Regions from separate parts of the Mus musculus genome. Here regions 2 and 3 are each linked to region 1. Evidence: chromatin loops called from intact Hi-C (ENCODE). Cell type or tissue: left cerebral cortex. All regions are shown on one strand.

Evidence for each region. Peaks named below come from ENCODE experiments on the same cell type or tissue, not always from the same donor. Only the 100,000 strongest peaks of a DNase experiment are listed, where the experiment ranks them.
Region 2: it touches region 1 in a loop (2.6-fold over the local background); 4 of 42 quality-filtered maps call a loop at or near these places.
Region 3: it touches region 1 in a loop (4-fold over the local background); 2 of 42 quality-filtered maps call a loop at or near these places.

Annotation. Positions count from the first base shown.
Region 1 is chr12:95,687,173-95,695,172 of GRCm38, reverse strand. It overlaps Flrt2 (fibronectin leucine rich transmembrane protein 2), which reads right to left and starts at 2,947. Exons shown (of 2, transcript NM_201518.4): 1 at 2,558-2,947. In left cerebral cortex, CTCF peaks have their summits at 883 and 4,242; DNase peaks (open chromatin) are centred at 2,978, 4,230, 6,724, 7,508 and 5 more places; H3K4me3 peaks cover 4,111 bases; H3K27ac peaks cover 4,212 bases.
Region 2 is chr12:95,381,293-95,389,292 of GRCm38, reverse strand. No RefSeq gene overlaps it. Among named protein-coding and RNA genes, the nearest start is that of Gm26055, 6.3 kb to the right of the region's middle. In left cerebral cortex, no CTCF peak of the experiment used is centred here; DNase peaks (open chromatin) are centred at 918, 2,040, 3,062 and 4,549.
Region 3 is chr12:94,751,207-94,759,206 of GRCm38, reverse strand. It overlaps the pseudogene Gm18504. Among named protein-coding and RNA genes, the nearest start is that of Gm26055, 620 kb to the left of the region's middle. In left cerebral cortex, no CTCF peak of the experiment used is centred here; DNase peaks (open chromatin) are centred at 3,245 and 7,825.

The DNA of each region.
Region 1 (8,000 bases):
CCTCTTTCTCAGCTCCCCTCCTCCCCTCCCACCCTTGCGGAGTCCCTCCCACTTCTCTGGTTTAAAGAATGCTTGGGAGGAGCCGCAGCAACTCTAAGCTTTCCAAGAGAAGTCAGATGGGGCTTTTAACCCTGTCCTCCCTGGAGAGAGTTAAGTGCACCCCGCTTTGCCAGGGATGCCAACTTGACCCAGCGCTGCTCCTCTCCCTCTCTCTAAGCTTCCTCAAGCGTCCTCCCTACACACCCGGAGCTTCTCTGAAAGATGAAAAATCCTTTCTCTAGTCCTCTGGATGTATGTCTACACCAGAGGAGCTATTAGACTCAGAAATGATCGAAACGTAACATGAGAGGGTAAAAATATAGCAAGTCTCTCAAACCAAAATGGCGTTATTTCACTCGCCGGCAACATTGGGGATGTGCTGCACCCCCAGTCTATCAAAGGTCCACTCAGCAAGCTTTCTTCCATAAACTTTAACTGTAGAAATTAGAGTGTGGCATCATATTTAGACACATCTACTTTCCCCCATTACCCTGCCTGCTCCTGGAAAGAGAGATGTTCCGTAGATGAGTTGTCTCCATAAATTACAATAGACAACTGACAATGACCGCTTCAAAGACTAACCAGCTCTACAGTTAGGACGTCCAATTGATACAGCTTTCTCACTTGCGAGTCTCTTTGCAAAGGTTAAAGGGTAATCTAAGAAATGGGAGACATGACTCTTTATTTGATCCACCCCCACCCCCTTTTGGCAAGGGGATGGTGGCCTGGTTTGCTCCCCCATTCATTGCTGTCCCCGTGTCTCCAGCAAGTTGTGGTCCTGTTTTAACTAGTCTGGAGACCGGCGGAATACTAACAGAAGGGGGAGGGGGAGCAAGCCGTCGCCTAGCGTTAGGCTGTAGAGGCGCACCGTGGGTAGGGCCCCGGGAAAAGCGATTTACAACTTGAAAGCTGGCCTGGACCAACTCCCTAGAGATGTCCTCTGCTCCGGGGGCTGAGAACTTTGGCAGGGGCGTTGGCTATAACGCGCTGGAGATGGTTTCCGGAGGAACCCCCGAGCGAGACCGCACTCCTTGTCCTCAGTTCAAAGTCTGAGTCACTTGGCAGCACTTCCCCAATTGTTTTTATTTCCTTGCAGTGCTGTTGTGTCTGCTACCTTCATGGATTTGAGCTCTTAAACCCTGGTAAGGCGACTTGGAGAAACGCCCGATTTGTCTCCCAAGCCACACAGGGATCCACCCAAACCCGCCGCGACTCGGGCATTCTCTCACATTGGCACACACCACTGGGGTTCAAGAGAGCTTGCCACCCTTCCCCGTGCTTTATATATACAAAGGAGGCTAGAAAACACATAGACATACCCTCGTCTGTCTTTTCTCCAAACTCAAAGTGTAACCTACAAATAACCAGGAGAGAATGGAGCTCCAATGGAGACTTTAATTTGAGAACAGATAGTGAGAGTCATCTTGGAAGCTTCCGAAGTAAAGTGCCAAGATAAGAGTGGTGATGTTGATAGCCTTCAGGAACAACTGCCCCTGGTCGCCCAAGGCGCCTGGCAGGCCACATGATTTATCCAAATAGCAAGTGTGGGACCAGCCCTTCCAAGACAGACTTAGCTAGCTGGGCTTCTTAATCATGGAAGAGATTACAAGAAAAAGTGACCACACTAGCTCTCAAAACTCCAGTAAGAGCCCTGGGCTGTTCAGCTCAGAGGAGGGCTTTTTCCAGGAGGCCAGAGTCTAGTGGAGGCTCTAGGGCAGCTGGATAGGTCCGTCCCCCTTACTACTCTGGGTATCTGCATTCAGCGCCTGAGGGCATAGAAGGACCTATCTCCGCAGCCCAGGCACTGGACGCAGGGAAAGTGGACTCCCCAGTATCGGGATCTCCTGGGGACTTTTCCATCCCTGACCAGTAAGGAAAGCACAATTACACCAGCTATGGAACTACCAGTTCTGGTGCAACAGCAGGGCAGGAAAGGTCCTTGGCTTGTAAAAATCACGAGCGATTGGAAAGAAAACGAACTAGCATCCCCAATTTAGTGGGGAATTGATCCCGGATTTCGGGCATAGGGCAGGTAGGGGCTTGAGATACTGAGGCTTGATAATAACACTTCTTGCATTCAACCCAGATGGGTATGGAGGGTTGTTACTTACCGGACTTAAGAGAAGCATTCTAAGGAAATGAAAGGCTGTTCTAAGCTTAGGGGATTTGGAAAACTCCATTTAGGATCGATGCTTTTGGCAGGTAGCAAATGAGCGATTTTACCCACAACTCGGTTACAAAACTCCCTAGAGGACTTGGAATCGACTTGAATGTAGAAGGCGCAGCCCCCCCCCCCCCCACACACACACACACATACACACCGGGTCCCCAAGTAGTCGGGGTAGATAGAAAAAGAATCCCATTTTCTTTGCGGATAAAAAGACAAAACATAGAACACCCACCTAGTGACCACCCACCACTTGTTCAAAAGGGAGTGGGGGTCCAAATAATGTGGTGGCCATGTAAAGAAAGCTAGGGCAGTCACTAGAAATTTCACCTGGCACAGCAATCCTTTTACCTGGCAGCCTTGTCTCCTTAGCTCATCCGAATCCAACCGGGTCCGGGAGGTGGAAAGGGAAGAAGCTAGAGCGGCAGTAGAGGGACTCCCCGGGCATGGTATTGTTTTAGGGGTCGCCGCCGAGGTCCCTCCTGCCCATCGTTGAGAACTGCCAGTCTGGTCCTGAGGTTCAGTGGACGCGGTGACCGGTTCTGCGCTGCTGCCTCCACGTTCTGGAAACTTGGGACAGAGGACCAGATAAGAGCGCACCTGGAAGCAGAGAGAGAAAGAGCTCTCTGCGTGTTTGAGAAGCACTGCCCTTGGTGTTATCTCCCAGCGCACATTCCTTGGTGGTGACAATGGATGACGCCAAACTCACAAGTGATGGCGACTGCTTTCAAATGTACAACTAACTGCAAGGTACCCGGCAAGACAGAAAGCTTTGCTCACCTCCCACTCCTTTCCCTCCCATCGAGGAGGGAACTGGCTTAACCCTGTGTTCACCCTACACTCCGGATAGAAGCTAGATTGCGCTGAGAAACCACAGACGCTGGCTTTCCGGGCAAAAGCTTTGTTCACGTGCAGTTCCAGTGGGCGTGTGGCTGTCTAGGGGCACTTGGGTGGCAAGGTGCCAGTGGCGCGCTTTCCGAGAGAGACTCGGAGATGGGAAGGAACCTAACGTTTCATCCGGACCAGACCCAGCCCTCACAATCTATTTTTTTTTTAACCTCCAGTTACCGGATTTATTGAAGTTGCCAGCAAAGTTGGCTTTTATTCCTTTACTTCTGTGTCCCCCGCCTCTCATATAATTTCCTTGCCCAGCTGCGCTTTGAAGACTTAGAAATCTCTGATCAAGCTCTAACTCTTAACAGAGTTTCAAGTGCAGTGCGAGAGGAATGGAGAAGGGGACCCACCCACTCCTGCCAAATTTAAATGAAACCGCAAGGAGAGTGGCCTCCCTCCTACCCATCAGAAGCTGGTGTCAACTAAATGACATCAGTTAAATAAGAAAGAGTAAAACACCTGAAGACCGGGTGGAAAAGAGACAAGAACGAAGTTGGTATGTGATTGGGTAAACGAGCCTAAAGAGAAAGGCATGAGTGGAATAAACATAGAGAGGGGGAAAAAAGAATACAAATGCAAAAATTAAAAATAGGGGAGCAGGGCTTGATATATATCAGGTTAGTTTTAAGGGCGATTTGACTAACAATGTCTCCTCAGCTCCCTTGGAACAGGTTAATTATATAATGAACAAATTCCGGCTTGGGTTTAGTGAACAGCTTTGCCTATACATTCAGAACTTCCAGAAAGTTAATTGAATAAGCAGAGAACCCGTCTTGTTGACCCAGAAAAGAAACTCAGGCCTGAGAAAACTGTTCTCTTCTGCTGTAGCTTTCTCTGTCAAATGAGCCCAGACACTGTGATCTGAGCACAAACGTACAACTGTTTTTCTCAGGCTCTATTCTTCAGTAGGAAGCTGTTAGACAGTGGAATAGGCATTGCTGAAAGGGGTTATTTTAAAAGGGAGAGCAAACCGCGCTTTACCACCGAATCGGTGCCTCCTCCGGACCCAATATACCCAACCCGATGTGAATGGCAGAAACTGCAAATGCCCATCTGAGCCCAGCAGTCCTGAGAGGCCTCTGGAGCTGCCTCAGACTTCAGCTTGAAGAATTCCGTTGTAAATCCTTCTGATTTGCCAAGGTGGCAGCAGAGCATAGCAATAGCTCCTTTGGTTCTTGAATCAGCAAAGCTCACAATTTAGGACATATGCATTTCCACCGTTCTTTAAATATCCATTCTTCTGTGCAGTTATGCATATGTGTCCCCAGAACCTATCATCCTCTATATCCTTCTTCTGAGAAGACAGTATATTAAGCTCATTCTTACAAACATATATTGGTTAACCAACAAGATGAAACCCTAAACAGGCTTGACATTGTGATTCATGCTACTGGAAACAGAATTAATCCAGAAAAGGAAGAGGGGGTGGTTATTAATAAATATAATTTCATTTTCCAGTAATGATGATTCAAAAGTATAATAAAGTAGTGCAATGAGCATATCCTCCTTTCTAAAAAGCTATGGGTGTTGTTGTTATTATTATTATCATGATTTTTATAAATGTAAGAAAATACTACTGGAAGTGTATGTAGAGAAGCAATGTGATAAGTCGTAAGTCTGACTGAAGAGTCAACTTAAGGAATGCATGGAAGTGAGGTCAGACAGAACAAAAGTCTTGTATTTGAAAAACAAAAAAACAAAAACAAGATAGCCAGAACATTTCTGAACAATAAAAAAGTTATTTTTGAAGGAATCACTTTCCCTGACTGCAAGCTGTACTGAAGAGCAATAGTGATTAAAAAAAGAAAAAGAAAAGAAAAGAAAAGAAAAGAAAAGAAAAGAAAAGAAAAGAAAAGAAAGAAAAGACAAGACAAAACCTTCATGGTATTGGTATAAATACAGACAGGTTGATCAATGAAATAGAATCGAAGACCCTGAAATAAACCCACACTCCTACAAAGCATACAGTAGAAAAAAAAAGCATCTTCAAGGAATGGCCTAGGTCCTTTATCCCTCCCTCCCTCCCTCCTTCCCTCCCTCCCTCCCTCCCTCCCTCCCTCCCTCCCTCCCTCCCTCCCCCCTCTCTCTTTCTTTCTTTCTTTCTTTCTTTCTTTCTTTCTTTCTTTCTTTCTCTCTTTTTTTGGAGAGCTTCAAACATGAGCATTGTTACCTACATCACTTGCACCATCTATGCCTCAAATTAACCTCATGTTCCTCCCTCTAAATCAGTGGTCTCATTAATCATTGTTACACACACACACACACACACACACACACACACACACACACACGGAGAGAGAGAGACAGAGAGACAGAGAGACAGAGAGACAGAGAGACAGAGAGACAGAGAGACAGAGAGACAGAGAGACAGAGAGACAGAGAGAGACAGAGACACAGACAGAGAGACAGACAGAGAGAGAGATGGAGAGACAGAGAGAGATCAATGTGTCCATTTAGCATAACTTCTATATCTATGCCTTAAGGTCTACCTATCATTACCTATCTGGGATTGAATATCCCATAAGACACCTGGTGGTTGGAAAAGCCTGATTCTCCTCTCATCAGCCACTTGTAAGTTTGGGACTATGTGAAATTTTCGTTGTCCACACAGGCGTGTCAACCGGCACTGGCATTACATAGATTTTGTCCAAGCAATCACATTATGAGTTTTCACGGGTACATTTGTCCTGTTATGCTTAAGGATTACTATCTAACATCAGGCCTCCCGAGATTCTTGATCTTCCAACTTTTCTGACTAAATTTCCATAATACTCTTGGAGCTGTTTGAGTGTAGATGTTGCACTGCAGGTGTTTCGGTTGTGACTGGACACCTGCCTTCCCTTATTCTCTGTATTTTGACAAGTTACCGACCTCTATAACAGTCTTCATCGGCTGCAAAAGAAGCTGCTTTGTTGAAGGGTAAGAGCTACAGTAACCTGTAAAGATAAGTATTTATAATATGCTTGGGAAGCATATACGTTTTGGAAAATGGCAGTACTAAATTCTTCTTCCTGGTTTATGATCTCTCCAGCATCTCCAGGTTTACAGTACCAGACATTAATTCCTTCCTATTGAGCAGGCCTTAAGTCCGATTGCACCATTGATGAGTGATATCTTGCCAATGCAGGCGTTTTTGGTGGCTGACATGAAATTATAGCTGGTAGGACTTACCTATTACCCCTCTCCCTCAGCAGTGTGCAGAGCATCATCTGGTATGATGAACACCTCCAGTATGTCTTTGAAAGATTGTTCCACACTCTCCCTTCTCTACTCAATTTGAATCAGTCTTCAACTAATCTGCATTAAAATAGTCTTTCTTTGATCTTCTTTGTGCTTCCCTTCTATTCCTACATCACATTCTTCACTTGTTCAAAACCTCAACTAATTTATGCAAACATAGCAGTCATTATACCCATGGCTTCTCGTCTCCCTCTGTCACATTTTCCCGAGAGAGTGCTGTTCATTTCAATTTTCCATAAAGTGATGTTTAACTATCTGCAGTTTGTCTCTCAACTAGACCTTAGCATCTCAAAGTATTATATTGGTTTCACGCTTCTATTTCAGTTGTACATAGTCCATCATGCTTCCCCTCACCAGATGCTCAAAGATGGTTTGATTTCACAAATAAGCCTTCTTTGCCAGGCATAGAAATGCACCCTTCCTTCTAAGGTAGGGACAATGGCAAGAAAATCCATGGCTAGCATGCAGTGCACAGATTGCTTTTCTTCTCTTTCACAAGTAAAAAAATACTACTAATCTATGAAATTATTTTGTCAGTGGGGCTGTTGTCCTGCCATCTGCAGCTCTGGGATACATTCCCTTCTGATTTGAAAACATTACACTGCAAAGATCCCCTCACAAACATCTGTAGAAAATGTTCAACTTGTAGCAGGCCTTTGATGAATAGATTTTGTGTCTACCCTGTCAAATTCTCAGTCTAGTGAAGTCCCAGAGACACATAATTACATGCTCATTACAGAAATAAAACAATTTTAGTATGTGCAAAGTGCTTTAGTGCTTTGAAAGACATTTCTCTAGGGAGAGGGCCTCATTCAAGTGATGGTGAAGATCTCTTGACAGTATACTGATTTTACAGGGACCTCTGTGGCATTATTTTATATCCAGCCTTCTGTGTATTGCGGCCCCAGCTACTGGAATCTCTGGTCTCATGAAAAAGCCCTTTAAACTAAGATTGGAAAGCCAGCCTATAAGTAATTGCTAGAACATCCATTTTCTTAGCCATGTTATTTTTTTTCCCATTTCTGTGTAGGTTACAAGATGATTATGCGTGAACAAAAACAGAAGGTACACACTGACAGGAAACAAAAGCACATTAAACCATGGAGATTTCCTCTTACATAAACCTGCCTTTTGGTCTGCAGTTGCTCTGTTCCAAAGGAAGGCTAGCAAAAACTTGATGTATATTCTTCAACTGCCGTAGGGGGAATAACTTGGAGACACACCTTTTAAAAAACAGAGTATAAAAAGAAACGCAAGATCTACCCAGGGACTTATTTAATCTTAGATGTTTCCATTATAGTAAATGGAATAGAGCTTCATATATCTAGCTGTGATTTTGATGAGCAGAGGCGGATCTTATAATCTGAGAAAGCGTATTTAATTGAATGTGTCTATGTTAGACTCTGAATTAAAACTGATATACGTCCTCTCAGTTTCTGTGTATTGACATACTAGAAAAATAAACTTAATTTCCTAGGAAGGCAGAGAATCCGTTTGCAAGGCTGACTTTTATTAGGAAAACAAACACATCTTCACTCTGGCTTGTTCGATTACAGATATTCCAAACTTGGAGTTAGAAGATCTTATTTCAAGTCTCCATCAGTGTATCGGGAAATCATTAAATGTTTCTCAGCCCCAGTCTCCTTGCTATCAAATAAAT
Region 2 (8,000 bases), 310 kb after region 1:
ATATGGCCTTATTGGAATACATTGTAAGTTTTTGGGTGTAAGTTTGCTCACTGAGAGTGGGTTTTTAGTTTCAAGGTCTAAGTCAGGCCCAGTGACTCTCTTTCTGCTTACTTTCTCATTTGGATATAGAACTCTTGGCTCCTTCTCAAGCCTCCTGTCTGCCTGTTTGCTGCATTTGTTTTTGTTTGTGTTTTTGTTATTGTTTTTGTTTTGTTTGTTTGTTTGTTTTCCATGCTGACAATGGACATAATCTCTGAAACTGTAAGCAACCCCCAATTAAATGCTTTCCTTTTCAACAGTTGCCATGGTCACAGTGTCTTTTCACAGCCTCAGAACGTTGATTAAAACAATCCCCAAACAAATAAAAACAAACAGTAACATCCAACAAAAGTTCAATTCGCTTTGTGTAAAAATGATGCATCATAGTAAATGTCTAGGTTGTATTTCTCTCTTGGCATTTCAGAATTAACTGTATATTATATACAGAGAGCATCTTTGATACACACTTGCAATTACATTAATATTCTTACCCATGGTCACTCAGTTATTGTCACAAGAACTGAGGAAAGTATTTCTTCCTATAGTCCATGCCTGATTGGCAAATTTAATACATCCTCTATTACCTTCTATACTCTTTCCTATTAACCACAATTTGCAAATGCCAGTTTGTAATAAGAATTCAGACCCTATAGGGTATATTAATCTAAGTCTTTATCCACTGCTATCAAGGTATGCACTGCTGGATCTAGGCGATGTGTTCAGAGCAGAGTACAAATTGGCAAGAGCCACTATCTAATATTCAATGAAGTTAGAGAAGACTGAATGATTTTTAAAAATGTATCATTATTCATATCCAAGGCTTCCTCTGCACTTCTGTGCACCATCTGGTCCTGATGGTCGAAGTGCCAAAATACCATAAGGAAAGTTGTTTTTGTGGTATTTCCAGTCCAACCAGAATCAGAAAGTACCAGAAATCTCTTGAGAAAAGCTGTTGTCATAGGACACAGAACCTAGTTTGTCAGATCAAGAAGTTTAAGAAAAGTAGCTAAAATCACACTATGTTCCAAATTTAAATCCTCAACAAAGAGAGGATATTCTGGATTTAAGGTTTACCAGATGTCACACACAGAGAACCCATCCCACTACTCCTTCGTACACATATTCTTTGATCAGCTGCATTTCTTTGTAGTCATTGACTTGTTTATTCCTATTGCATTTGTGCATTTTTAAGAACGTGTTTATAGATACATAAAATAACAACAATTCCAATGAGAAATGAGTGGCAAAATGAAGCATCTATCAAATGGCTTAAACAAAATGTACACATTTTTTGTAGATTGCATATAAAATGTACAAAAATACTTTGTATATGTCAGGTTTCTGATAGTTACAGAAATCTTCTACGTGTCTTTATCCTTCTTTGCAAGGTAATCACAGCTTGTTACTGGAATCTTCAATCTCCATAGACTCAATCAATGCGTTGTAAACATAGTGCCCAAAAGATTTACAGTGGGTTGTTCAATTTGGCAGAATTTTCTTTTTCATTCAGTCTGAAAACCATCCTTGATTTATTGAACACTGACTTCAATTCAGGGCAATTGAGCTCAATTAAACAAAAAATTACCTCAGCACAGGTATAGAGGTTAAATTATGTATAATGGTATGGCAATTATTAAATTAGGCAAAGAAATGTACTATGCATGTACTATCCTAGAGCAAATGTCTGACAGTGCAAACTCGAAGCTTTTGTGTCTGACTGATTGAAATCTTGGTTCTACACCTGCCATTTGAGTAACCTACGGCTATTTACTTGCTTCTCTGATCTTCACATTTTTTTTTTCATCTAAAAATGTAAAACCAATTATTTTGCTGGGATGAAAGGATCAATGAACTATACAACAATAAAGTCTGGGAGGATAGCAGGTGCTCTGTCACCTCACTGATGCTAGTTTTATCTGAGGATTATGAAATAATAAACAGCTGCAGGGCAGATGCTTAAAGGATTGGTTATTACAAGAGTTCCTTGAAACTTGTGGTTAAGTTCTGTCTTATCCTTTGAAGAAAGAAGGTGTCACTATGGGCCTGTGGCTCACAGAAGCTATAGAGGAAATAATGCTATACTTCACTATGAATACAACCCATTCAGTTCCTATGGGCAATGTTTTAAAATGGTTCAATGCAGGAAAATGTAATGGCCTTAGAGGGGTATGGTCTGAGCTGAGATGTTTCTGAATTAATGTAAAATACACCTTTCATTCAATCATTGCTGGATAACATGCTATGCATGCCCTTGGGCCAGCCCCAATGAGAGACTTCTTCCAAATATAACTGAAATAATTCAAGTCTTTATATTCAGTGTCTGCCGTGTGCCGTGTGTGTGTGTGTGTGTGTGTGTGTGTGCGCGCGTGTGCTTGTAGGTTTGGAGGCTAGATGTTGATGTCAAGTGTCTTCCTCAATAGTTCACCAACTTAAGGCTGAGACAAGATCTCTCAATGAACGTGAAGCTCAAGTATCTAAACTCAGGTTTGTATCCTTTTATGGTAATTGAACCATTTCTCAGACCCCTAAAAGCCATATGTTTTAACTAAAAATAAAATTCTTGCCTTTGAATTTTCAGATAGTACTGACTCTTCTATATGTATGATAGTATAGTTTTCCTGAAAAGCAAATCTGTTCCTTAGACAACTGGTCCACCTCATTTATGTCCTGCGGAACATTTATTTTCTTTTTCAAGTTAAAGCCTGACAGGAGCCTCATAAAACCACACGGTGTATAGTTTTTCAGAGAAGTTTAGCCCTGATATACCAGGGTCTGGTCATTAAATGCAAATTCTTGGATCCCACAGTCCCAGAGTTGAACCCAGTTGTCATTCTGTTGGATTCCTTTAGTGTACAGTTTTACTATTCTGCTTTGGAACTCACTCAAAACACTGAATGAACTGACTCACTGTAATCCTCTTTACTCTCAGAAACCATCTTCTCTTTCTGAAATTTCCACAGAACCCATGTAATAAGGCAATTAAGATGTCACTTTTATGAAGCACCAAAGGAGTTCAACAACCCACCTTTGGGAGAACGCTGAATGAACCCTTCTCCTTGAACCTTGAGCAGACTGAGTGGGAAGCGAAGCTGCCTGCAGTTGCTTTCTTAACTCCTGTCACCCAGCAGTGGGGTTCATTGCCCAAGCAAAGCTAACATAAGCATTTTTTTTTCTTTGAATGATAAAACATATACAATTCTGTTTGAGCTTTGAGACATTGTCTTATTAGGAATGCAATCTGTCAAGGAAAGCAAAGAATGTCAGAAAAGAACTCCATTGTCTCCGTGTTATGTTACAATACTTTTATTAGAAGGTGGCATTCCCGAGGCTGCACCTGCCACTTGGCTTTGGGAACTGGCCAGCAATGAAAGAAAACTCAATGTGCAGTTAAAAATCTGAATGGCTCGACTGTGCATGGCTGTAACAAATACCAGGACTTAAACAGTTGCCTGCAAGGAATCTCAACTCTCTCTGTGTGTCTCTCTGTCTCTCTGTCTTTCTCTGTCTCTGTCTCTCTCTGTCTCTGTCTCTCTGTCTTTCTCTGTCTCTCTCTGTCTCTCTGTCTCTCTGTCTCTCTGTCTCTCTCTGTCTCTGTCTCTCTGTCTCTGTCTCTGTGTGTGTGTGTGTGTCCCTGTCCATGTCTGAATTACTTGACAGAGTGGTTTATTTGCTTTCCTTCATTATGTTCGCCTTAGAGAAATTTGTGGGAGCCTTAACAGCTTGTGCTTTAAAGTATTAAAAGTATTAACCTTAATTAATAAAAGTAGGAAATTTTAGCAATAAATATCAATATTAATGAAACAAAAACTTGAAAAAAATCCGTTGGAGGAGGAACACAATATGTGTAAGTGCATGTCTATATAGATATTCACATCTATAAATATAGCTCTTATGAATGTGCTAGATAAATTTTTTGCTCTAAAGAGATATGCTTTCTTCAATGTTCTCTCTTGAATTTCTGGTTCTAAATTATATAGAATATGTAGAAGCAATACTTGTTGACATTAGAGCTATTTTTTTAGATAGTCAGGTGGCAAAATTCAGTAAGTTTTGCTCATCCTTTCTTTTAGTTCTTGGTAGCTGCAGGCTAGGGGCACAGAGAAGGAGCAGAGCTAGAAAACTAAGCTGGACTGAAGGTAGTGGGAAAAACACGTTATTGCTAGCTATTTCTGGATACTTGATCAAACCACAGAAACAGTACCTGCTTAAGGAAATCCATAGCATCTCTTAAAAAACAAACTATAAATCAAAGTAGGCAGAGTTCCTTTTCATTAATTAAAGTGGGTTTTAATTCCTGGGAACTTTATTTGAGAAATGAGACAGTAAGCCAAATTGTCTTTCTAACCAAATAAATGGTTAGCTGCCACTGACTTCCAGGTTGAAGACTTCAGTAAAGCTGCTTCTTGGCCTTTGCTCCATATATCTGAAGACCTTGGAAAGTGATGACTTTATAGCATGTGACCACGTGGCTCTCTCTACTGTGAGGTAAGTGCAGAGCTCCAGCCTTCTCAGTGGGGGAGCAGAAAGAGTGATTAACTGAGTCCCTTTGAACACAATGCCAAAACATTCCTCTTCAGACTCAAATGAAACTTCAGCTTGGTTTATGCAAGTTATTGAATATGTTCTAGCACACGCATGAGGGTTTGTGTGTGTGTGTGTGTGTGTGTGTGTGTGTGTGTGTGTGTGTGTGTGTGTGTGAAGATTTATGGAGGAATGGTGACTGGGTGTAAATCAAACATGTGAAAGGCATTACATTCCGTTTTGTATACCTTACTTATCTCCATAGGTCAGGATCCAGGTTAAAGAAAGGTGAAATGTCAGGTCATTTTTAGCATGGTATGTTTTGCCTTTTTGTTTCTTCTGGGAATTTTTGTCTAACTGGTGTGTTTGCTTACAGTGATAAATCAGACTTAAAAGCCAATAAGCTTTTCTGAAATGTGACATTCTTCTGAACTTTAAATCAATTGCATTGATTCAATTGTAGAATATAAGTGAAGACTAATGCTTTTCATGTTTATTAGCTTCTAATTTACATAAAATTGAAGATGTTAATATAGTCCTGAGTTTTTGTGGAAAATTATTTTAGATGATTAAAAGAAAATAGGACCTCTGTTTTCATTTGTAGTGAAACATTAAAACATGCATCCAACTTAATTCCCACAACTTTCCCTCTTTTCTTATGAAAGAACACTTAGGAACATTGAGTCAGGGCAGCCTTTGTCAACCACACCATTGCTGTTAAAAGCAACATTGGTTTTCACGGCAGTTTTACCAGAAGTAAAAAAAAATAACATGTCATCTCTTTGGAAATTTTTAAAGTATAGAAATATTCACCAGTCAATATAGAACTTGCAGACTTTGAAACGCTTCCCATTAACATGGCACCTAAATTACTTCCCCTGAATATTTTATGAACTCCCATGCCTTGTGAAATGATTTCTTTTATTTCTGACTCTTAATCCTTTGTAGATTACATTGCAGATGTTAAGGTAATATAGTATTATTACAAAGTGATTGGGAAAGTGCATATGCCATGTTGTTTGATCAAAGGGAATAAATATCCTTTGCTTAAGGAGGACTTAACAGCCGTCATTGGCACGGTTTCTTGCTAATTTAGATTTAAAGTAAAACTCTCTTACTGAAGTGCTGAATCTTTCCTCTTTGCACTTTCTGAGACTCAATTTCCATGCCGACAAAAAAGGGTACAAGATTTCTGCCTCCTTTTTCAGAAGAATTACACTAGCCTTTATTCAACTACCTCTGTGACTTACGTTAGAAAGGGCTCAATAATGAGACTTCATCAGTTATTTTTCTTGTGTCTACCTTTTCCTGGCATTTATTCATCCCTGGCATGTTTACTCACATGGAAGACAAGCAGGTCTTCCCTTGTCATTGTTTAGAATTTGATTTGGCTGTAGAAATAAATCTATGTACTGAGGAAGAAAGTAGTTCACTTTGGTTGTAGAAATACATGACGTGAAGGTCAAATTAGGAAGATACACATGAACCGATAAACTATAAACTGCTATAGAGTGGTTATTGAGGTCACAGTAGGCATTCATATACTTTCTTGTTTTGAAACATTTATTTTGCTCTTCCTTCTCAATTCTTGCACAGCTTTTTTTTTTAAATAGACTATGAACAGACTATGTAAAAGTTTTCAAGGCTGTTATAAACATCAGAACATCAGACTCTTTTATTTTTTTTTAGTATAGAATAGAGTTTGTTTATTCAGGGCATGGGGAGGGGAGTTAAGAGTTAAGAGGGTAGTAGGGGCAGAGATAAAGGCAGAGAGAGGGAGAGAGTAGAGAAGTAGAGATCTGCCATGACCACATGGAAAGAGGGGGGAAGGGAATGGGAAGAGAGGGGGAACATGAGGGCAAGAGGTGAGAGAGAGGGAGAGAGAGAGAGAGAGAGAGAGAGAGAGAGAGAGAGAGAGAGAGAGAGAGAGAGAGAAGAGAACCAGACTTTTCTCTGAGGGAATAAAGCGTGATCTAATGGGGCCTGCACCCCTGTGAGTGGTGAAAAATACTCTGAACTCTGAATTCCTTGGGGTTTTGCAAGAATGGAAAAAGAAAAGGGGATAAAGGAAATCTCTCTCTCTCTCTCTCTCTCTCTCTCTCTCACACACACACACATACACATAATCACAGAGTAGATAAAGCATGATACATACACATGAATACACATGCATACACATACATACATACATACATAATACATAAACTTTGAGTGGATAAAGCAAAGCTCTGACCAACTTTACACATATACATATTTATATATACACAGTTGGTGTATGAAGCAAACTCCAACAAGCAGATTCCAACAACTTTATTTTTTCTCCCATAGCTTATATATCCTAGCAAAATCTTTTAAGGTATACAGAAATCACAATGTGGTTACATTCTATTTTTCGTTAAACGATGTATCACAATAAGAATGTGTAGAAAACCATGTTCCGGAATACCCTCATGTGAAGAAACATGTAGTACAAGTGAAGAAAATAAAAGCAGCAATAACAAAATATTCCCAAGAACCCAAATACATTCATAATTTGTCATTCATTAACAAAATGTAAACATTTTCTTGGCCTGTTTTTCCTTAATGGCAGTCCTCAGTTTGTGGTTACAGAGAAAGAATCAATTATTTTAGTATTTATCTTGAAAAGTAATCTTATAAAAATGTTAAAAGGAATCAGAAATCTAAATCTTTATATAAAGGCCAATAAGAGTCATTTCTACTTTAAATCCTCAGAATGCAGACTGCTCATCAGTAATTTTTATTAAGTCACAGCAGGAAGCTGAAGGAAAAATGGGTACAAGAACTTAACTGTCACCTTGATCACCAGTCCTGCTTCAACAAGGAGTTACTTTAGTCACTGCCATTAGGTTGTCATTGTTCCTTGTTCCCTGACCTTTAAAAACAATTCCTAGTTTAAAAATTAAGAGTGCGTTGTTCTGAACTTCAAATTGTTCTCTAAGATTTTTTTACAATAGAGCCACTAACAAGACTATCTTAACCTCACTAGCAGTCTGCTTCTCCAAATTCTTTCTAAGGGTGTTGGTCATTACAAATAATCTGCATTTCTAAATTCTTTCTAAGGGTGGTGATTGAATCATTAATCTGTTCCAGGAGCAACGCCTGTAAATGATCAAGCACTATTATTGTGAGTGCCAGAGATGCTGCCCAGTTAGGGACTGGAAATCCCCTTTAGAGTTTTTCATACAATTCTTAGATGAAGACAGCTGTGAACGCAACAAGCAGAGCAAAACTCCCTATAGCATGAAGTCCCCAGGACATGTAGTCCTGGGCTTCTGTTTCTCCTAGGTACAGCCTTCTTGGCTGTGCTAACCGGAGGGCCACATTTTGTATGTTCTGAAGCTGTTTTGCTATTCCTCTTGCACTGCGCTCAACAATGATGTTGCTGCCCTTGCTTCAATTATCCACAAACTAGGTACTTC
Region 3 (8,000 bases), 940 kb after region 1:
ATGATCAAGTTAAATAAAAACTGAAAATAAGTATTTTATCTATACAAATATATATGTAGAACACTTTATATCTTGAATTCATGTAAATTATAAAACACAAATTATAATTTATTTTCTTACTGCTACTTATCTTTTCCTATTATTTATTCCCTTGATAACCTGATCACAGCCTCTTTCTCCTCCCAGTCCCTCTATGTAAACTGTGCATCTCCCCACTTCTACCCCTTACATTTGAAAAGGTGGAGGCCCTCCCTGGGTTCCAACACATCCTGTTGCTTCAAGTCACAGAAGGACTAGGCATGGTTCTCTCTTACTGAAGCCAAACAAGGCAGACCAATTCGGGGAACAGGATTCACAGGCAGGCAACAGAATCAGGGTAAGCCCTGCTCCAGTTGTTAAGGAACACGCATGAAGACCAAGCTGTGCCTTCATTTGTGTAGAGAGCTTAGATACAGCCCTATTTTGGTGGTGGTTCAGTATTTGATTGGTGGATAAGTCTCTGAGAACCCCCCAAGGGTATGGGTTAGTTAACTCTGTTGGTCTTCTTTTGTAGTCTTTATCCTTTTCAGGTTCCTCAGTTATTTTCCCCAGCTCTTTCACAAGACTTTCAGAGCTCTGGCTAATGTTTGTGGTCTCTGCATCTGTTTAGGTCAGCTGCTGGGTGAAGCCTCTCAGAGGACAATTATGCTAGGCTCCTGTTTTTGAATCCAGGTGACAGATACAAATATAGCCTGATACACCAAAGTAGTTGAAGAAGGCAAGCCTGCCATGTGGCCCTCATGATCCTCTGAGGACAGCTCAGCATAATTCCACCTCCCGACCACCGCAAATTGGAAAGGGAATGATTCGGCATTCATTTATGTCTGTCTCACACAGGGCACTTGCAATTCCTGGCCAGCAATGACAAATATAGCTATCAACAGTGTCTTCACATGTTGCATCATTGTGACAAGGCCTTGACTAACAATGAACCATCAATGTCTCACACTGTATCCCTGTGAACCCACTCCCCATGCAGGCACAGTAGTAGTTGTCTCCTCCATCCATACAAAGACCTGCATGGAGATGTATCTGACTGGTACATTCATCAAAGTTGAGTCACGGTGGTCTTCAGTGAATTCATGTGCATAGTCAAAGTGTAATCTCCCCAAACATACTGACACATGGCACCATGTAGACACAGCTGGAACACACGTTCATCAATATCCAACTAACAGTTTCCACTAGAATACTCTTGCGGACAGACACATATGTTTCTTCCTATCTTATTAAGGCATACTGCCTCATTCATGCAGGGATCAGAAACACATTAATTCACTTCCAATTTGCAATGCTTGTCTTGGTATCCAGGCACACTGAAGCAGAAATAACCATTAGTTACAGCCTACTGCACAGCAACATTATGGTAAGATCAAGAACCACACTCATTATGATCGGTCTCACAGAATCTTCCAGCTTGTTCAACAGGGAAGATAGAGGCAGGGTGTTCAGAGTCTCTATGGTAGGAGCCTCAACATTGGCAGGTGTCTCCTCCAAAGGAGTTAGTGACAGTTTTACAGTTCAGTCCTCTGTTCCTAGGAGGACATTGGCACAAAAAGCCCCTATCTTCTGGGTGTTCAAACAAGTGGCAATTCTGTGGAATTCAGCAATACTAAATACCTAAGTTACATGTATAAATTCGAGGGCATGCTTCTGAAACCTAGCCTCTAAAACAGTACATTGCTGTGTGATTGTATCCCTAGGTACCTGAAGATAGACAAAATCTGTTCACAGGAAACTTAATTAGTACAGTCACTCTCCAGGGATAAAACAAATATAGCTAGGGTCAACCAGAGACAGAGGAATAGAAAATTTCTGAAATTTCATATTTTTAGAATAGTGCTGATTATAAAGATGTGTATATTTTAATCATGTACTCAAATTATAAACTTATTAAGTATTCCTTCCCCATACTTTTCCTTGGCTGACAAGATAAATAAATAAAATGTATAAGTTTTGTCCTATATAAGTAACTTTAATTTGATTATTTAAGTAATTGTATAACTTTCCTAAAATTTTTAACTTTTCTTCTTTTTTTGGGGGGGAGGGGGGTTGAGACAGGGTTTCTCTGTGTAGCCCTGGCTGTCCTGGAACTCACTTTGTAGACCAGGCTGGCCTTGAACTCAGAGATCCACCTGCCTCTTTAACTTTTCTTCTGAAGCTTTATATTAATGTTCTTTGAGAGATTAGAAAAGAGTAGATTAAGAGGAGAAAAAGACTACAAACTTATTGAGAGGCACCTGTCCATGGAAACCACAATAATATAAAGCTCAAAAATGTCTCTTAAATGTGTTTAGTTGCAGAGAGTAAAGTAGACTATGTAGATGCTTTAAAGTCACAGGAAGCAATTTTACAAGTTAAGAATATGTTCAAAGTGTAGACAAATTCTAGAATTGAGTTGCTTTGGCATTGGTATACCGTATTAGATTTTTAGTTTAGTCTTCTTTGGTTGATGAAATTTCAGTAAGAGGATTGGAGGTGATTGTGTTGTTTATGATCTCTGCCATCAATTAGCAAGGTGGGGTGACTTCAGAGAGTGTTTACTGGATTCGTTACCCCACTGGAGCTCTTGGTTTGACATCCCTTCCAGTGTGTGTTTTTGTATTTTTACTGATAAATTAGATTTATTTATTTATTTATTTATTTATTTATTTATTTATTTATTTATTTATACACCAGATTTTATTCCCCTCCCAGTCCATCCTCAAACTGTTCCAAATCTCATACATCCTCCCCACCCCCTGTCTCCACAAGGATGTACCAACCCCCCACCCTCACCCCAACAGACTGCTAAACTCCCTGGAGCCTCCAGTCTCTTGAGGGTTGGGTGCATCATCTCTGACTAAACCCATACCCAGAAGTTCAGCTGTTTATGTGTTGGGGGCCTCATATCAGCTGGTATATGTTGTCTGTTTGGTGGTCCAGTGTTTGAGAGATTTCGAGGGTCCAGGTTAATTGAGACTGCTGGTCCTCCTACTATGTTGTCCTCAGCTTCTTCCAGATTTTCCTTAATTCAACCACAGGGGTCAGCCTCTTTTGTCCATTGGTTGGGTTTTAAATGACTTCATTAACTTAACATTTTAACTGTCTAAAAGATAATTCATGGCATTTTTTTTTAAATAAGGTATGTTTCTTATTTAGATTGAAATCATCTCTCTCTCCACTCCTCCACTCCTCCTCCATATGTGTGCACATGTGTGTAGGCTTGTACTAGTGCACGCTATGATTCACATGGTATTTCAAGGAAAGATTTCATGAGTCACTTTTCTCAACCATATGGATACCAAAGATGGAACTCAAGATGTCGAATATTTCAGAATTTTCTATTTTTTTCTGAACCATCCTTTTTTCCACCTTAAATGACTTTGCTAAATTTTTTTATGAAGGGACATGATATATATATATATATATATTAGAGGAATGTAAAGATAATTTTGTACCTTACCGTTTCTTTAAAAGTAGAATACAAAATACAAATAGCCAACATTTTATTTTAACAGTAAAATTTCCTGCTCCCTATTGAATGCCTCCTCTTTTCCTCCCTTTTCTTCTTTACATGGAATCCAATTTTTGTTGTCTAACAATTATTGGGAGTGTGCCCTGCCCTGAAGTTTAGAGACTTACCAATGTCACACTATTAAAGAAAGCTGTCTATCCTAAAGTCTTCCATTTTCTAATAACTACTGAGCTATTGGTAGGATTCCATGCCCAAAGCACTACCTATACCCTACTGAGATATCACTATTGCTTGAGCTTGAATAGGTCTTGTTAATGCTCCTGTAATTGCTGTGGGTTCATGAGTTCTCTATATGAACAAAAATTTTGTGTGACTCTGGTTTTGGCAGAGCCATTCCTAGCATCAATATGACAACTTTAGAAATAATGCAGTCATGGGAATTCACTTCACTGGGTAAAATCCATAGCCATAGTTGATCAAGTTGTCAGACTTTTAGGAATCTAAACATGACACTGAAAATACTTCATATTATATTGAGCATTTATATAAGTAATTGCATGACCAAAATAAGAACCCCCCAGAATAAACCACACTAAATTAAATACTAAAAAATATTATTATAAATTTTGATGTAAATCATCCAGAAGGGATAATTAACTTGTATATAGTACAAATATAACCAAAGTGCTTTATTTAATTTTGTTCATTATTCTGCTTAATTAAAAAATAGAACATTATAGGTATGTCATTATATGAACTAATAAAAAATAGAAAAAACATCTATTGAGAACTAGTATAAAATAGAAAAAAAATTTATTGAGTACCTTGTCCATAGTCAATATTTACAATTGAGTAAGACTTTGTTATAAAATCTGAACCAGAATAAATCTATCAGAAAATAAATTGGTATAATATATACTTAAGACTGAAATGCTCTAAAAATGGATTAGCCAAAGCAAATGCAATCTTGAGCATATAGTATGACGTAAGGAGGGAGGTCTCGGGGTTTTCTCCATTGAACATAGTCATCTGCCCTAATCTTATTCAATTTCAACGTCTTGTTTCTTGTCTCTAGCTCTAGTTATGAAGTGAAGTTTATTCAGACACATTTGTTCTGCTCTCTGATTCATTTCTGCACATAGATCAGGATTTGGTATTTTAGTTTCTCAACATGCACAAGTAATTAATAGGAGAGTTAATGTAAATAAGCTTAGGAAATTCACCAAATAATATGATTTAATAATAAGGTAATATAATGGTCTTGATGCAAACAAATGAAATTTTATGCACAAAAATTTAAAAGAAAGAAATACAGAAACTTTCATGAATAAATTATAGAAATTTACTAAATTTCAAGATTATAAGTTATGTTTTACCCCTAGACTCAGAGTTATGCTTATTCCTCTTTGGAACAACACATTTCACAACACCTTCGTGAAACAGCTTCCAATGAAATTTCACCTAGAGTTCTTTTGTTTCGGGTTTTTGTTTGTTTGTTTGTTTACATTTTAGCTCTTGGAACTTATTTTAAGTTGATTTTTGTATACTCTGCAATCATCTAATTTGAATGTCATAATGAAACCCTTCATTGTATACAGAAAGTAACATAATTTGTAAGTGAGTGAAATGCTATAGCATTCCACAAACAAAGGGGTGATCTGGAAGTCTTAAGCAAGTGTCACAGACCAATGGAACAGAACACAGTTTCCAGAACAAAACAGCTACCAATGTTCAAGATAAATCCCAAAAGTATACAGACAACAAAGGGAAGGCTCTCTGATAAGTCCAAACTAGTTAAGCACATGCAGAAAACTGACACATGACATCTACCATTCACCTAGCACAAAAATTAACACAATTAACCAAAAATCTTGGCATAAATTCTATATTACTTTATTAGGGAAAGAAACCATTGATGATATACTTTTAGGCATTCTCATAGGATTTTTTTGATATTAGAATATAATTATATCATTCCCCTTTACTTCTTCAAAACCCACTCATGCCACGACCTATTTTCCTTTAGGTGCATGTATGCATGTATGTATGTATGTATGTATGTATGTATGTATGTATGTACTTGTAATATTTAACTAAGACCTATGCATTCTGTATGTCACTGATGTATGTGTTTCCAAGGCTGTCCATTTGGTACTTGATGTCTGCTTGGTGTGTTCTTCCTGGGAAAGTTCTCTTCTCTAAGCATTCCTTAGCAGCTTGTAGTTCTTTGTCTAGAGTTGAGGTGTCCTGAGCATTCCTCTCTCACATTACATGTCAATTAATGCCACCCTTGTATCTGAGTTACCATGTTGTTCACATTTCATGGATGTTGATTAGGATATTTATTTTCTTTTTAATTGGTTACTTTATTTATTTACATTTCAAATGTTATCCCCTCTTTCCAGTTTCCCCTCCACAAATACCCTATTCCATCCTTCCTCCCCCTACCTCTATGAGGGTGCTCCCCTATCTGCCTACCCACTCCTGTCTCAGCTCCCTAGCATTCCCCTACCCTGGTCATCAAGCCTCAAGAAGACCAAGGGTCTCCCTACCCAGTGATGCCCTATAAGACTCTCTGCTACATATATAGCTGGAGGTATGAGTCCCTCCATATTTACTCTTTAATTGGTGGTTTAGTTCCTGGGACCTTTTGGGTGCGGAGGAGGAGTCTGTTTGGTTGATGTTGTTGTTCTTCCTACAGTGTTGCAAACCCTTTCAGCTCCTTCAATCCTTGCCCTAACTTCTCCATTGTAGATCCCCATGCTCAGTCTGATATATGATTGCTTCTATCCACATCGGTATCAATTAGACTCTAGGGGAGCCTCTCAGGGATCAGCTATATCAGGCTCCTGTCAGCAAGCACTTCTTGGAATCAGCAATAGTATCTGGGTTTGGTCTCAGCAGATGGGATGGATCCCTTGGTAGGACAGTCTCTGGATGGCCTTTCCTTAAGTCTCTGCTCTACTCTTTGTCCCTGCTTTTCCATTTGACATGAGAAATTCCGGATTCTTATATTTGAGGTGGGTAGGCGGCCCCTTCCCTCAACTGGGGGCTGTGCCTATCCACTGGATATGGTCTCTACAGGTTCTATATCCCTTTTGTTGGGTATTTCAGCTATTATCCTCCCTATTGGATCATTGGAACCTCTTGGGTTCCTGGCATCTGGGACTCTCTAGTGGATACTCCCAGTTCCCCCTCCCTCACTGTTACATAACTCCTTTCAAATTCCTGAATCCATGTACTTCTCCCCTATGTCCTCCCATATCTGAACTGCTCCCCCTTTTCCCTCCTTTCCTCTATCCCTCCCAGATCTCTCTCTCCCTCTACTTCCCAATATTATTTTCTTTCTCCTTCTGAGTAGGACTGTATTTTCCACACTTTGGTATGGGCTTCTTTCTTCTTGGGTTTCATATGGCCTGTGAGTTGCATGCATTTCTAAGAAACACAACTCTTCAGGCAGTTTCAAATTATTCCAAAACTGGAAATTATACAAGATGTGGATAACACTACATCCGGAAAACTTCTAACCATTGAAGAAAACGGTAACAGAGTAAAGAGGCAACCTAGATAATGGATAAAAGAATGCCAACTGTTATATTTAAAAGAGCAAAATTCAAATACAGAAGCAGCTAAATAAATTAGACCAATTTCACTAACATAAAATCACTATCTTAAAAAATACTATTTAAAATGAAAAATGTGATCTGCTAACAAAAAATGAAATAAGAAAAAAAAAAAACCTCATTCTCCTCAGACCTTAACAAAATATGAGACAAAATTATGAAACTCTATCTCTGTAAGTTAGAGTGTCTATAGGCTCTTTATTTAGGCTCCCCATAAGATCCAACTGTCACATTTCAAAAAGACAGCATATTAAGCTGTCATAACACAGTCTCCCTGCCTATTTCTTCTTATTGTGGCACTGGCCACCAATGGTTAAGTAAGAAATCAACTTTGGTACCTAGAGATAGATGACCATATAAAGAAACTATAGCATGTATGCTCAAAGGAACATTGTAAAATCACAGGAATAGAATGCTATCATTTGCAATAAAACAGATGGAGGTAGAGGTCATCAGCAAATGAGACAAAGTACTATTAGAAAGCTCTTTCCCATGGAAATTAAAAAATTAAATTGACATGGGGTGGAGAGATGGCTCTTTATATACAGTGCTAGCTGCACAAGCACGAGAACCTAAGACCAGCTCCCAGCACCTACAGGAACCCTGGGAACCAGCAGGTCCTTGAGAAAGCCTGATAATCTGTGAAAAGCTCTTCCTGGGATTTTCTGCTAACAAGACCTGCTTCAGATTCAGTGAGAGTCTCTGAGTCAATGCCATAAGGTAAAGAGCAATAGAGCAGTTTTCATCTGACGTCTGCATTGCCCCTAAATGCACACCATATTAACATACTGCAAATATGCATATACTGCACTCATAATCCCTGCTCATTATACTCACACACACAGAAACACACACATTCAGGATTACACACACACCCGCTC